Regions from separate parts of the Homo sapiens genome. Here region 2 is linked to region 1. A link is a loop called in an ENCODE intact Hi-C map of the cell type or tissue named here. Cell type or tissue: heart right ventricle. All regions are shown on one strand. Links, peaks and the distances in the headings refer to the core of each region. The heading gives the core; the rest is flanking DNA.

What was found. A loop is a pair of places that touch in the nucleus more often than their neighbours do. Peaks named below come from ENCODE experiments on the same cell type or tissue, not always from the same donor. Only the 100,000 strongest peaks of a DNase experiment are listed, where the experiment ranks them.
Region 2: it touches region 1 in a loop (2.9-fold over the local background); 4 of 110 quality-filtered maps call a loop at or near these places.

Annotation. Positions count from the first base shown.
Region 1 is chr5:172,501,516-172,506,888 of GRCh38, reverse strand. All of the region lies in intron 1 of LOC105377727 (a long non-coding RNA gene), which reads right to left. It also overlaps LOC107984004. Among named protein-coding and RNA genes, the nearest start is that of SH3PXD2B, 50 kb to the right of the region's middle. In heart right ventricle, for the core only: no CTCF peak of the experiment used is centred there; DNase peaks (open chromatin) are centred at 1,888, 2,648 and 3,698; H3K27ac peaks cover 4,177 bases.
Region 2 is chr5:172,600,296-172,605,668 of GRCh38, reverse strand. No RefSeq gene overlaps it. Among named protein-coding and RNA genes, the nearest start is that of NEURL1B, 38 kb to the left of the region's middle. RefSeq lists an enhancer at 2,584-3,162. In heart right ventricle, for the core only: no CTCF peak of the experiment used is centred there; a DNase peak (open chromatin) is centred at 1,993; H3K27ac peaks cover 5,000 bases.

The sequences.
Region 1 (5,373 bases), core at 158-5,157:
GATTCACTGCAACCTCCACCTCCTGAGCTCAAGCGATTCTCCTGCCTCAGCCTCCTGAGTCGCTGGGATTACACGCACGTGCCACCATGCCTGGTAATTTTTTCTATTTTTAGTAGAGACAGGGTTTCACCATGTTAGCCAAGCTGGTGTCGAACTGCTGACCTCAAGTGATCCACCTGCCTCGGCTTCCCAAAGTCCTGGGATTACAGGCGTGAGCTGCCGTGCCTGACCCCCATACCTTTTAAAAGCTCACCGTGTGAGGAAATATTAGACAAGCCGAGATGGAGGGAAGTGCTGTAAAATCATTGGACTGTATTCAAAATGCCAAGGTTGTGACAGGTGAAGACAGATGAAGGTACTGCTCCCAGGTAAAGGAGACTGAAGAGGCAGGAGGACAGAAGGTGATGTGTGAGCCAGACGCTCCTTCTGGGAGACAGGCAGCAGTGAACAGGGCTGCAGGTCTGCTACCTAGACCGTGTCACAAGCGCTGCTTTTGATCACCGTGCTGCAGTCATGTGAGTGTCTTTGTGTGTCGAAATGTCCCACTAGAGTATTTAGGGGTAAAGGGGCATCATGTTTGCAACTGACTCTAATGTTCTAGAAAAAATACATCTGTAGATAGAAAGAGACAAGCAAATGCAGGGAGTAGAGGGAAGGCTGTGTGGGAAGGCTTTGTACTATTGCCATTTTTCTGTAAGTCTAGGATTTCTGTTAAAAATTAAAAGAAAAAGGTGAGGCTTCTGTGTGGAGAGCTGACTGTAGAAGGGGCGAGAGTGAGAGCAGGGAGCGTGGGGAGGGGTCTGAGCAGCAGAGAGCCAGGAGCATTGGGGGTGGGGGTGGACCGTTGCGGCGGCAGTGGAGGTGGGGATGGGTGAGATGGGAGATACATGCTGATGATGGAGCCATCAGGACCTCCTGGTGGGTTGGACTTGGGGGCTTGGGGGAAAGACAATAATCAAGATCTTTTAACCGGGTGCAACAAAAATAGAAAGGGTGAATAAGACCTACTATTTGATAGCACAATAGAGTGACTATAGCCGTAGTAACTTAATTGTACATTTTAGAATAAGTTAGAGTGTAATTGAATTGTAACTCAAAGGATAAATGCTTGAGGGGATGGATACCCCATTCCCCATGACGTGGTTATTTCACATCGCATGCCTGTATCAAAACATCTCCTGTACCCCATCAACATATATATATCTACTATGTACTCACACACACACAAAAAAGATCTTACAGCTGAATGGAGGTCCTTTCCCAAAATGGGAAGGGCTGGGGGTGGGGGTGCCATTTAGGGTAATATCAAGAATCTGTGACCAGCAATGGCAAGGGTGTCTGGTTTCAAATGCCGACTCCAGAGCCGATGTCATGGAACAGTGTTTAATGCTGTGGAAGAGGACAAGCCCATCTAGGGAGTCGATGCAGGGTAAACAAGAGACGATGGAGTCGCCCATATTTAAAGTCTCTTAAGAGAAGAAACGGGTTCATTTTAAGCCCTAGGGGTGAGTGATTTACAATGATGATTTATTAAGTGCTTCCAGGGTACCAGGCACTGAGCAAGGCATTTTCGATTTAATATCTTTTCCTCTTCTCCCAATAGCCTTGTGAGATGAGCATCATTATCCCATTTAAAACATGATGTTACTAAGGCTCAGAGAGGTGAAGTAACTTGCCCAAGGTCACACAGCCAGCAAGCAGCAGAGCTGGGCTTTGAACCACATCCATCCCCTGCTAGAGAACCGGCCTGGGAGTTCCTGTTTTCCATCATGTCTTGCTCTGTTTCCCCATAGGACTGAGGTCTCACTTCTTTGAAAGGAAGCCACACAGCTGTTTTTTCCTGACAGCTGTGAGGCTACTTTCCAAGGGAGGGAGTCTTTTGTTGCCAATCCAGCCCCTTCCAGGAAAGAGTCCCTGAACTGCAGGATTCCACCCACCCTTGCTCCTCTGACATACAAAACTAGACCTGGCCGCTCCCAGGGCAAGCCCTTTGGCTCCCTGCATTTTCTGTTTCTCCTCCTCTGAAAACAGCTCCCAAGAGGGTGAGGCCCAGCATCCTGGGGCCCTGGTCCATTCTGTGGATGGATGCAAATTTGCACTCCTATACTTGTGTCATGTTGTTAACAGAGATCAATAGCAATGGCTATGAGTCATTGAGAACCTACTGCGTGTCAGGCTTTCTCTGTACATCAAGTCTAATTTCCCCAGGACCAGGTAAAATTGATATTCTCATCCTCACTTTCAATACAGGGAGCCTGTGGCTCAGAGGGTTGAGGGGGCCTATCTGAGGTCACAAGGCTGGGAAGAGTAGCTAAGCCAGCATTCAGCCCACAGCACAGAGCTGCCCTACTCGTGCTCAGTAATGACTTCTTCAATGGACTCAAGCTTTCTGGAGGTTCTGACCACAAAGCTCCATCCAGCTTCTGAGCTTCAGGGTCATGAACACAAGCCAAGCCAAAAGGCAAAAAAAGGTTTTGCTCCCCTGGCTCCAGCCCCTGCTCTAGGCCCTGACTTTCCAATATCCATGCCTTCTGCCTGCTCTCTGTGTTCTAGCACGGCCTCACCCCGCCACACCCAGCCCAGCCCAAGCCAGACTTGGTCTGCAAAACACTCTGTTTCTCATCCCACCTTGCGTCTGCTTCTCCTCTGGGCAGCCCCAGCCTGGAAGGAGGAAGAAGTGGGCGGTAGGGGCTGGGTGCAGCTGGGCCAGAAGAACAAAGAGAACTCCTTCTCAGAGGGCTGGAAGGCTCGGCAGCCTTGCTGCTTTGGGCCCAGACGCATTCCTTTGCACACTGCACAGCCCAGGAGAACAGGCCCGTTATGTCCAATTCCACAGCTGGGTACAGAGAGTCCACCACATCAGTCAGGGCTGTCTAACTGCTGTGGTGAACGGCCCCTCATCTCGGTGGCTTAGCATGATAAAGGGTGTTTACCTTTTGATTTTGTTTGCCCTTGTGCATGATGTCTGGTAATTACTTTACAATACTCCAGCAAACAATTTAAAATGGGGTCAGAGGCCAGGCGCGGTGGCTCACGCCTGTAATCCCAGCACTTTGGGAGGCCAAGGTGGGAGGATCATAAGGTCAAGAGATCGAGACCATCCTGGCCAACATGGTGAAACCCTGTCTCTACTAAAACTACAAAAATTAGCTGGGCGTGGTGGTGCGTGCCTGTAATCCCAGCTACTCGGGAGGCTGAGACAGGAGAATCGCTTGAACCCGGGAGGCGGAGGTTGCAGTGAGCCGAGATGGCACCACTGCACTCCAGCCTGGTGACAGAAAGAGACTCTGTCAAAAAACAAAACAAAACAGAAAAAAGAGTGCGGGGGGTGGTGGGGGTAGTTGAGTGGTGTATTAAAGAAGACTTGGAAAAATGTTGATAATTTCTGGAAACGGAATGATAGATGGCTAGGATGAGTTATTATAGTGTGCTCTCTGCTTCTTTTGTATATTTGAAGCCTTTACGTATGTTTATTTCTCCCTCATACAAAGTCTAATGCTGTGTTCCTGGCTTGTGGCTCTCATGGGTGGTTTTCCTCCAACGGTTGCCCTGAGACACAGGCCGCTTCTATCTTGAGGATCCTCTACCATCCTGTGGCCCCAAGGTTGTCCTGGTGTCATCCAAACAGCCAACTGGGAGAAGAAAGAGAAGATGGCATAGCCACTACTTAACCCCTCATCCTGACAGCACCTGGATCCCTCTGCTCACACTGCATTGCTGAAAACTAGTCATGTGGGAAGCAAGGAGTACTGGGAAATGTAGTTCTCGGCTGAACAGGCACCTACCAGCCAGCGCCACAACCAGACAGATGGTGTAAGGGGAACTTGACCTCTGTTGGTCAGTTGATCTTCTCAGCTACATCCACTGTGTGTTGGATGGGGCCATGTCAAGGGTGGTGCCCTAGGGAAGTGGCCTGGGCTCCTGTGAGAAGATGGCAAAGGGATTGGTAGGGGGTTGATAGGATGAACTTGTGAGTTGCGTATACCAGGCTTCCCAAACTTGTTCCATGATACACCTATGAAACAGTCTTGGCTCACAGAGAGAGGGAGGGTGATGGGGAAGGAGGCAACTCTCACCAGAGCTCTCTGGGCATTTCTCCTTCAACATACTGGTGCCCACCCCCCCCCACCACCTCCTCCTCAAAAGCGGCAAAGGAATCATTTTACAAAATGTGACCATTGGGGCGAAATAGGCACAAAGCACAAGCAGTCTCTCTGAGTCATTTCTTATGACTGTGAATCTGCAATTATCTCAAAATTTTTCAACACAAAAGTAGGGGAGTGGCCGGGCACGATGGCTCATGCCTGTAATCCCAGCACTTTAGGAGGTCGAGGCGGGCGAATCATGAGGTCAGGAGTTCAAGACCATCCTGGCCAACATGGAGATACCCCGTCTCTACTAAAAATACAAAAAAATTAGCTGGGTGTGATGGTGGGCACCTGTAATTCCAGTTATTCAAGAGGCTGAGGCAGGAGAATCGCTTGAACCCGGGAAGCAGAGGTTGCAGTGAGCCAAGATCACGCCACTGCACTCCAGCCTGGCCGACAGTGCAAGACTCTGTCTCACACACACACACACACACACAAAATAAGTTGGGGGGAGTGGCACAAACAAGACCCTGGAAGACCCCAAGGCACTGGAGAGTGCCCTAGGATGAACAAAGGGCCTCTTTCTCCAGTCCCCACCCTTCCTCCCAGGTCCCCCAGGGTGGTCGCTTCAAAGTCCAGATCGGCCTGACTACTCCGCTGCCCTGCTTAATTCTGTGGCTTACAAGATGGTGTCCAGTCTCTGTCACAATGCCTCATGGTCTGACTCTTCCCAAACCATCTCTCCATCCATAACCTCTTCCCTCTGCATGTGCACCCCATCAATCACTCCAAGCCCTAGCTGTTATCCAAACCCACTGTGCTTTCTTCCCCTTGGTCCTTACCACGTGCTGTCCCTTTCAGCCCCACTCCACACGTGGAAAATGCCCATACATGTTCCGAGACTCCCCTGCCCTGCAATGTCACCTCCTCTGGGCTCTAGGCTCTATGTTCATCTTCAATCCCAGCATTCAGTTGTCTACCTCAGTTTGTGGGTCTTTCTCTCTTGCTAGACTGTAAGCTCTTTGGGTGCAGACACTGTGACCCACTCATTTTGATGTCCGTAGTTCTCAGCATAAGGCCTGGGAAGGACTAGTTCTCACTAAAATGTTAATGACTGGCTATATGGAGAAATGAATGAATGAATGAATTAATTAATTAATCCGTGAGGGAATGGGGAAGATAGCACTATGTCTTCTGCTTGTCTAGTAGGGTTGTTGGCAAGTTTAAATGGTCCTCAGAGGGGATCCTGGGATCACTCTCAGCTGCTGCACCACGCTCCCATCCC
Region 2 (5,373 bases), core at 69-5,068, 99 kb before region 1:
CAGTCTCACTCCATTGTTACTTGATCTGTTTTGATATTACATCATCAGCCTGTATAGAAGGACATTAAAGAAATAGCTATAGGAAATTGAAATTTTTTTACTAGCACATAGAATTATTATTTATTATATCACACAAATGTCTTTTTAGGGAGAGCCATTAAGTAATTTTATCTCAAGCCCAATACCAGGAAAACTGCTTCTCTGATCAACTGGTATGTTTTTATTTTCAAGGACAATAAATCACAAAAACATGATTCCTTCTTTGCTTTGGCTGCTGGGAATCCCAAGGTAATGTTTTAGGTCCAACTCTAGTCGTGGTACAGGGTCATTAGAACCTGTGCTCTGTAGACAAACTTTACCTTTGTTTCCATTACTTGGTGTCTCTTATTTTCCAAAGATTCTGACCTCCTGCTTGATTCTATTTATCTATATAACATTTTCCCTTTTTTTTTTCCTTTTTTGAGACAGGGTCTCACTCTCTGTCACCCAGGCTGGAGTGCAGTGGCTCAATCACAGCTCACTGCAGCTTCGACTTCCCAGGCTCAAGTGATTCTCCCACCTCAGCCTCCCTAGTAGCTGGGTCTACAGGTGTGCACCATCATGCCTGGATAATTTTTTTTTGGTATTTTTGCATTTTTTGTAGAGATGAGTTCTCGCCATGTTGCCCAGGATGATCTCGAACTCCTGAGCTCAAGCAATCCACCTGCCAAAGTGCTGGGATTACAGGCCTGAGTGACTGCACCTGGCCACATTTTGCATTGCTAATGTGTTCATAGAAGAACCTTAAACACTCTTTGGAATCAGGTGAAGGATAAAGAAATACGGGACTTGCTCAGGATTTCACAACTATTTAGCATCAGGGTTAGGATTCAAGCCCAAGGCTGAAAGCAGAAGGCAAGGCCTATCGACTTTGCCAGGGTGCTGGGGCCTGAGTTTGCTCAAGTGGGTACTGACATGCCCTCTGGAAACAAGGCTTCTGGAGGGACCACGAAGATCAGGCCTGCCTCTTACTAAATGCTGGGCTTAGGTGGAGCCTGCTGTCACGTGGTACTTCAGAATGAACCAAAGGTTAACAAACAGCAGCCGAGGACCCCACATGCCCTGCCGATGGATTTAGCTTGGCCCATCAATATTTTAAAGAGTAACTAAGTCACCATCATTTGAAAATAATATTTCACCTTTTTTTAAAAAAGTCTGCATATCTGATCTTCTCATGAAAACTTGGGCAATCAGTCACACATGGCAATCTTTGGTACCCTCATTGACGGGCATACATCCTTGAGTTCTGTGCTGGTCCCTGGCTGGTGAGCCTCACTTACTTATGGCCTCTGTCTTCCCCTGTTGGCGTCTGAGGCTGAGCTCTGGTTGATGGCAGCACGGATGATGCTGGGGTCTGGACAACCTTCCATACCTTCTTGAAGGTCTTCTGCCATCCTGTGCAAACTCATTGGGTTCTCAGCTTCTTGGGCATCCTTGGTTTTCTCATTTGTAAATTGCAGTGCTCTCTGTGGGAGTTCAGTTCCTCATGGAGACTCCTGCCCATCCCACCCCGTTCACCTAAGCCTTTCTCACCCTTCAGACTTGAGCCATCTCCCCTGGAAGGGCCACTGGGACCACCAGGTGACCCTTGTTCACACTCGCCCTCGTATTGTGCTGTAATGATTTACCCCGTGGTCCTGCCACACAGCTGTAGATTTTGCACATGCTTGTCGAATGAACAAATGAGTGAGGGAGTGAATGGGTTGAAGCTGCCTGGGTTCCAATAGGCCCAAGTAGCCTGGCTCCGAACGCAGGGCTCAGAATCCTGTGCTCTCTCCCAACATCATGTTGGCAAAGAAAGCCCCAGCCTGGGCCCTGGTTACCCTGACTGCCTCTCCAATGCCAGGCTTTGCTGACCGAGCCACCATCAGCCCAGCCACCCTCCCCAAGCTGACGTTCCGGGAGAAAGATGTCATAGTGCTAGACGGTCACACAAGCAGCCCCGTGCACCGTCGACTCCCTTTGTTGAGAAGCAGCCCCGACAAGGAGCTTTTCTTTTCTCCTCTCCCCGCATCCTCTCCCCAGGCCTCCCCCCTCACCCAATCCTCTCTTTAATTGCTGTTGCAGCGAGCAGGAAGAATGTCGTAGATGTTGCATCTGTTTTTCTGGAAGACTGTGAAGGCGCATTAAAATATGTGCTCCGTGGGCGTCTGGTAGGCTGAGGCCTCTCTCATGGCTTAATAACGGGGGAAAGAGCTGAGGAAAGGAAGAAATGAAAGGGATAGTGAGACAGACAGAGAAGGCGACACTCAGAGAACAAGAGAGAAAGAACACAGAGAGACAGAGATGGAGAGAGAAGAGAGATGGAGTTAGAAACAGAGATGAGAGAGAGAAATTGTGAGTCTGTGGCCATTGCCACGTTCCTCTGATTTTCAGCATTTTTCTAACAGAGATTTACGAAGGTTTATCCTAAACATCTGCGGCGTGAGGCCGACGAGATACACACTTGGTTATTTTTGGGAGCAATGGAGAACCGCTCACGGAAACCCTGCCCGGCCAGGGGCCCCAAGGCTGCTGGGACAGGGCTTGCCTGCCCCCTCCCTGTCCCCTCCCTGACCCCTGTTTCTTTGTCTTCTCCAAGGCACTGGCAGGAGGCAGGGCTAGGCTCTTTCCAAAATCCATTTGTCCCGGAGTCGCCTGGGCTGGGAAAGTGCCCTCCATGTGGGCCGAGGGGGCCTGGAGGGACACTGGGCACATGCAAGGGGTCACCAGGATGAGGGGCGTCTAAGGAAGCCTAGAGGGAGAAGGGAGGAGGGGAGGGAAGTACAGGAGGGTGAGGCAACCGTTGCCACGTCAGCCCCGCCACTCTGGCAGGACAAGGAGGGGAAGATGTCTGCTGAACACAGACCTCCTGCTGCTATCCCACGGGGCGACAGTTATCAATGCTCCCATTTCACAGACGGAGAAATGGAGGCTCAGAGAGTGAAGGGACTTGCCCGAGGGAACACAACCAGGGGGCCTTGGGATAGGGTAGAGTGGGTATTTGACACTTGGCCTTAAGTGACCATGTCCTGGGTCCCTCTCCCGACAGTTCCTGTTTCTGTTGAGGGATCTCTGTGGTTTTGGGGATGCTGACTCCACTGGGGACCTGAGATGAGCCCAAGGTCCAGGCTGGACCCATTCTTCCTTTTTTGGCGACAGTAGCTGGGACAGCAGGCAGGAGGCAGAGCTCCAAAGATCACGATGCCTGGACAGAGGGCTTGGATTGCTTCTTATGGGGGCAAAGTTGTAACAGGAGGAGCTCAAGCAGGGACTGGAGGGGGTCACAGTGGGGTCAGGCTAGGGTCTGGGGAACAAAGGCAAGCATTCTGATGGTATCAACCAATCCAGCTACTCTTATGGTGTCCCAAGCCAAAGTGTGACTGATTAAAAATGAATAATCATCCTAGATTTAAAGGCCTGGTCCAATTGCACGTCCATTTTACACATGAGAAACTGGGAAATAATTGTATTCAGTGCAATATTCCCAGAATGATGTCTTAATGTAGTTCACTAAGAAGAGGAGGTTGGGGGTCTGAATGACTGCCTGCACAACATACCTGCACTTTCTCCCCTTCCTAGTTTTTATTCAGCAACCCATCTGCTCCCCCAAATTCCCTATATTCCATGGAAGGCTGAGCTTCCACCCAGCTCTGGGCTGGATCCTATTGCCTTCAGGCCTGTGCCCTGGCTACAGGACTTTGTTCAAGGGCAGGAGTGGCCTAAACCCATTCAATCACAGTGAATCTCAGAGTCTTGGCAGGATGGTCAGGATGCTGGGGCAGGACACTCTTGCTGTCTCTCTGGATATGCTGAGGATGCATGAGGATCCCCCTGACATGTTAGAAGCCATCTGGCTACTTTAAGAGAAATCATCTTAAGGATGAAGCTCGGCCAGGCGCGGTGGCTCACATCTGTAATCCTAGCACTCTGGGAGACCGAGGCGGGCGGGTCACCTGAGGTCAGGAGTTTGAGACCAGCCTGGCCAACATGGCAAAACCATGTCTCTACTAAAAAATACAAAAATTAGCCGGGTGTGGTGGTGGGTGCCTATAATCCCAGCTGAGGCAGGGAGAACTGCTTGAACCTGGGAGGCAGAGGTTGCAGTGAGCTGAGATCGTGCCACTGCACTCCAGCCTGGGCAACAGAGCAAGACTCCATCTCAAAAATAAATAAATAAATAAATAAATAAATAAAATAAAAATAAAAAGGATGAAATTCACAGACACAAAGGAGGGTAGAGCTGAGAAAACCACTGAAAAATGGAGCTGGAGTCCTGATCGAGCCTCACCCGAAGCCCACCCATTCTTGACTTCTCAGCTATGTGAATCAATAAATCAATGAATCTCCTCTATTATCTTCATCAGCTTTAGTTAGGGTTTTTGTCACTTGGTTCTCGAATGATACAAGTGGTGTAGTAGGGTCAAGCAGCCGACCTGAGTTTGAGACCCATCTCCAGGGGTGGGATCTTGGAGCCTGTTTCCCCACCTGTAAAATGATGATGACAGCCCCTCCTTGACTGGGCAACTAGGAGAGACACAACATAATTGGCACCTCTAACACAGTACTCAGCACCTAGTATGTACTGGCTCCAGAATTGTTCCCTTGGGGTACAGACCAGTCCTGCTACTGGGCTTAAAAGAGGAGCCCCCTGAAATCTCATCCGATGGGTGCAGGGTACAATGCCTGCTTAGAGCCTGGGCAGGGAGGTGGACTGATTATGGTCCCTAGGGCGACCATCCTGGGAGCCTGGGCATGGTGCCCTAGCAGGCTCTCGGACCCGCCTCTGGTAGGCCAGGCAGCCAAAAATAGTTGCTTTGCTAGGTTTTGAACAGGAATCTATTTCAGGCCTGGGAAGGAGGACTTTTTGACCTGCCCTCTTGGACAGAACCACTCCCATGAGCTCAGGCAGACACATCAGCCCCCATGGAGCAAGGCCTGCTTCTCAAGGAGGGCTGGGCCAGCCCAAGCAAGGACCAGATGCAGGGCATATTTCCATTAGAAAAACAAGACACATGGTGAAAATTTGACATACTGTACTTCACAGTGAAAAGGGGGCCCTCTGTGCCTCCCACTCAATGCCCCTCCTTGAGCATCCCCAGCTGACAGTTTGTTGATGACATCTTTCCAGAGAGATTTAATGCCTACCCAATCATTTGCATGTATGTGGTTTTCCTTACATATTTAGAATCATACTCTACCTACCCTTCAATTACCTGGTTTTTAAATAGCCTTATTGAAATATTATCATACCGTAAAATTCACCCATTTAAAGTGTACAGTTGAATGGCTTTTAGTATATTCAGAGTTGTGTAACCATCGCCACAATCAATTTTAGAGCATTTTCAGTACTGC